Linked DNA regions of Homo sapiens: region 1 is linked to region 2. Evidence: read pairs that join two places in POLR2A ChIA-PET (ENCODE). Cell type or tissue: CD4-positive, alpha-beta T cell. All regions are shown on one strand.

Evidence for each region. ChIA-PET counts read pairs that join two places held together with the same protein. Peaks named below come from ENCODE experiments on the same cell type or tissue, not always from the same donor. Only the 100,000 strongest peaks of a DNase experiment are listed, where the experiment ranks them.
Region 1: POLR2A ChIA-PET joins it to region 2 with 6 read pairs; 2 of 35 experiments call an interaction of 5 or more read pairs at or near these places.

Annotation. Positions count from the first base shown.
Region 1 is chr4:142,485,489-142,487,988 of GRCh38, forward strand. The region is part of intron 2 of INPP4B (inositol polyphosphate-4-phosphatase type II B); the gene reads right to left. Among named protein-coding and RNA genes, the nearest start is that of INPP4B, 360 kb to the right of the region's middle. In CD4-positive, alpha-beta T cell, no CTCF peak of the experiment used is centred here; no DNase peak of the experiment used is centred here.
Region 2 is chr4:142,263,999-142,266,498 of GRCh38, forward strand. The region is part of intron 10 of INPP4B (inositol polyphosphate-4-phosphatase type II B); the gene reads right to left. Among named protein-coding and RNA genes, the nearest start is that of INPP4B, 580 kb to the right of the region's middle. In CD4-positive, alpha-beta T cell, no CTCF peak of the experiment used is centred here; no DNase peak of the experiment used is centred here; H3K27ac peaks cover 455 bases.

The DNA.
Region 1 (2,500 bases), 220 kb after region 2:
TTGATAGTTCAGAGACTCTATCTACTTTGATCTTCAGGACAAAACTAGTATGAATATGGGCAAATATTATGACTTCTACTTTACGGAAGTAAAAGTTTAATCTCTAAGAACTAGAAAATACATAAATAGCTTCCTGTTTTGTAAGATCCATTGCACAAACTGGTTTAATTAAAGGCTCAGGTTAAGAAATAAGGAACTGAACAAATGTGACTCTAAGCTATGCTCTTAATCTACCATTTAAAAAATTTCTTGTCCAAGGTAACATGAATTTACTACTAGAACTGGTAATTACACGCATAAACTAGTGTTCTCATTATACAAATTACCTCCCACATACACCCATTATTAAATAGCACTACGAATAAGGCTACGATTGGCCAGTCACCAAATCCTTTCCCCTTTGCTCCTTTACACACATGTAAACAATGCTTCCCAGCCTTCTGTGCAATTAGGTGACTGAGATCTGGCTGACAGAGTGCAGGTAGATGTTACATACATTTATTCTGGGTCTGGCCTACAAAACCCCTCTATACTATCCTCCATGTTCTCCTTCCCTCTCCATTAGCTGAATGAGGAAGACAAGAAGTGCCGATTCACAAGAGGAAAGGATCCTAGATCCCTGTGTGACTATATAGAAAGCCTTCTAGCTACCAGCAATAGCCAGATTGGAATTTATATGAAAAGAAATAAACTTATATTCCAATAAACTAACTACCAAGATTTAGGAATTTCCAAAGTGGTGTACCATTTTCTACTCCCACTAGCAAAGTATAAGAATTCCATTTGTTCTACATTCTCACCAACATTTAGACTTCTTAATCTTAGATATTCCATCCATATGTAGTTGTAACTGTGGCTTTAATTTGCTTTTTCTTGTGACTTTTAGTTTTAAGCATTTTCATCATGCTTATCACCCATTTGTTACATCTTTATTTGAGAACTATTCAAATCTTTTTTTAACTAGGAAGTTTATTTTCTATTATTGTGGGATAGGAGTCACTATTATATTCTGGATACAATCTTTTGTCAAATATATATTTTTGTCAGAAATATTTTCTCCTAATCTGTGGCTTGCCATTTAATTTTCTTAATGGTTTCTTTCAAAAATCAGAAGTTTTTTATATATAGAAACTCTAATTTATCAGTTTTCCACTTACGGTTTGTGCTTTTTAAGTCATATGTTAGAAATTATTTGCTGTACAGCATTAGAAAAATAGTCTATTTTGTTTTCTTTTTTAAAGTTTTATATTTTAGCTCTTGCAATTTGGAAAATAATTTATCTAGTGAGAATAAAAGCTGGTGTTCATTTTGTTGCATAGGTTTATCCAGTTGTTCTAAAAATATTTATTGCTAAGAATTTCCTCAGTAAATGCCTTGATGCCTATGCAAAAATCAACTGACCACTATATACAGGTCTCTTGTGGACATTGTATTTTGGACTACTGACTGATTTGTCTATACTTACGTGGTATGGTTTGGCTCTGTGTCCCCTCCCAAATCTCATCTTGTAGCTCCCATAATTCCCACGTGTTTTGGGAGGGACCCGGTGAAAGAAGATTGAATCACGGGGGTGGGTCTTTCCTGTGATATTCTCATGATAGTGAATAAGTCTCATGAGATCTGATGGTTTTAAAAACGGGAGTTTCTCTGCACAAGCTCTCTCTTTGCCTGCTGCCATCCAGGCAGCAAGGATGTGACTAGCTCCTCCTTGCTTTCTAACATGATTGTGAAGCCTCCCCAGCCATATGGAACTGTAAGTCCAATAAACCTCTTTCTTTTGTAAATTGCCCAGTCTCAGGTATGTGTTTATGAGCAGTGTAAAAATGGACTAATACATTATGCTAGTACCACAATGTCTGGATTACAGAAGCATTATAGTAAAATTTGAAAGTAGAGAATACAAATTCCCTAACTTTGTTCTTCTTCAAAACGTTTGTCTATTCTTGATCCTGTGGATTTCTATATAAATTTAGTATTAGCTTGTCAATTTCTACCCTAGCCCCCCAAAATCTGTCAGTATTTTGATTGAAATTACATTAAATTTATATATCAATTTTTGGAGAACTAATAAAATTGAGTTTCTTAGTCCATGGATTAAACATGAAATAAAAATCTTAAATTCTCTAAGCAACATTTTATAGTTTTCACTGTAGAAATCTTGCACATGTTTATTAATTTCCCAGAGTATTTTACGTTTGGGGGATGTTATTATAAACAATTAATCTAAAATTTATTTGCAGATTGTTTCTGCATGAATACAGAAATACATTTGTATAAAATTGGCCTTGCATCCTATGGTCTTTATATACGCACATATTACTTTTAGTTGCCTTTTTGATTTGTCAAGATTTTCTGCAAACACATATATTCTGTGAATAAAGACAGTTTTACTTATTCCTTTGGAATTGTGATGGCTTTTACTTCTTTTTCTCATCTTTTTGCATTGATTAGGATTTCAGTACAATGTTGAATAGAAAGCAGACACAACCTGTTTCTGATC
Region 2 (2,500 bases):
ATGAAGTTCCCAGGGTTGGGACGGGGAGACTCCTGTAAGACTGTGTTTGGTCACTGAAGGGCTTTGAGTTTATACTTTCAGAGAGTTGAGAAGCTGTGAGAGGAAAGACATGTCCTAAGTTTCATTTAAATAGGGTCGCTTTGTTGCTCTGTTGAAAATAGACTGATATAGTGACATGTGGTGGCAGATCAGGGAGAGAAAAGGAAAAAATCAGGGAGACTTTTAAGTCATTACTGTAAACATCCAGGTGATAGACAACATTGGTAGCAGTGAAAGGGCCAAAAGTTGTTAAATTCTGGTTTCAATTAAAAGGTGCAGTCAACAGGATTTGCTGACATACTAACTGTGAGTTTATGAGAGGCAGAAAGGAGTCAAAGGTGACTCCAATAAAAGAAAAAATGTTTTGGATACATAATGCAACATTCATCTACTATGCTAGTTTCGAAAAAAGACAATTTTAGTATTTCTCTTGTAATTTTTTCTTTCTACTACTATGTGGTTTTAATGCTTTATCTTCTATTTCTATGTGTGTATATATTGAAGTTTGAAACAATCTAATATGGTAAATGACCTCTGAGCAATCTTCCCTTGATAATAAATATGTGTTCATAATATGATTTATGGAAACAAGAAAAAGAAAGCAAACGTATGTGAGAAGAAAGAGTTTGGATTTTCACTTATATTTTATTCCATGCTCTGGAATTTAAGACTCAAGATTAAAATGTAGTATTTTATATAAAGGTACTGTTATGGACTGAACTGTGTCTTCCAAAGTTCATATGTTGAGGCCCCAGCCTCCAATATGACCATATTTGGAGATAAGGGCCTATATTATGGAGGTAACTAAGATTAAAAGAGGTCATAAAGATGGGGTCTTAATACTACAGGGCTGGTATTCTTACGAGAAAAGGAGAAGATACCAAAACACTCCCTCTCTCCCTTCCTTTCTCCTTTCCTCTCTCTTTCTCTCTCTCTCTCTCCCTCTCTCTCCCTCTCTCTCCCTCCCCCACTTCCCCTTCCTGCTTATACACAGAAGATAGACCATCTGAGAAGGTAGCAAGAAGGCAGCCATCTGCAAGCCAAGTAAAAAGCCCTCACCAGGAACTGAACAGGCTGGCACCTTGATCTGGGACTTCCTAGCTTCCAGAACCGTGAGAAAATAAATTCCTGTTGTTTAAGCCATACAGTTTATGGTATTTTGTCATGACAGCCCAAGCTGAGCAATATCAGTATCACTCTCTTATTTACGTCTACATTAGATAACATGTGTCACTTTCATGGCACATGACTATGGTGCTAATAGAAGTTTCATTCCTTTGTCCCTAGCTCATGCAAACCAGTGAAAGCAATGTTATTTTAGGAATAACTTCTATTTCAGTTACTTTCTCTTTCCATAATGATAGTCATTCATGTCTTAAATCACCGTTAGTAACAGATAATATTAATTGATTTTCTATGGATTTTTATTTAGCAGATGTACAAGGGTCCATGCATTTGCAGTTCTAAAAAGCACTCTAGGTGATTCTAACCACACTTTGAAAAACGCTGAGATAAAGTTATTTACACAATAAATATCATGCATGTTGGGCCTTACTATATATCTCAAACATCGATATTCTTAAAGATTGCTAAGAGAGTTTACAGTTACTTTATCAAAAATTTGCAAAAAAGGTCAAGGTTTACAAATAATCCAGACAGGGCAGAGCTGATGCCAAAATGTTTGATGTGTTTACCATTTTAGTCAGCTTATGACTCACACACGGTGTGTATTGCCACTGCCACCTCCTATTTCTGGAACAGCTCAGTTAAGTCTTTTTAAAGTTCATGTTCCTAAGCCAGAAACACTATGTAGGATTTGGGTGGGGGCATATCTCTAGGTATCAAGTTCTCCATTTATGAAAAGAGTATAATTTAATTTCCACTACCTTATACTATAGTGACATAGTCTGGAGTCAAAAGGTGGGCTAGTTTTGAGGAAAGTGGAAAAGTGGCTGGTAATATATTTAGAATCAGAGAAAGGAGCTCTACTTTGAAATGGGAAGTGTTTCTGCTACTGGTCTCCTGGTACACAGTTACAGGTCTAGGCATAATTATCTGCCTATTTCTGCTCTGTGTCCCCAGTTTAGCTTCCGAATCCTCCTTCCTTGATCTTGATGCAAGTGTTCATGTGATAGTGACAAAGATGAGTCTTATATAGAACTACAAAACAAACAAGGATGGAATGAAGGGATCCAGCCCTAAGACAGGGTTTCGAATGCACAAACTCAAGAAAGTCTGCTCCAAAACTTTACCATGGCCCTGATATTAGTTAATAACCTGATTTAAACCTTGGGCCTTCTTAAAATATTTTTATAATGTGGGATATATTCCAAGGAGAAGGGAGAGTAACAGAGAAGAACAAGGTTTAGGGTAGCAGAGAAGACCCTAGCCTATTCTGGGAAAAAGAAAAAAAAATTGAAAGAAAATATTTGATATTTTTGTAAAGTTAATAATTTGTTAC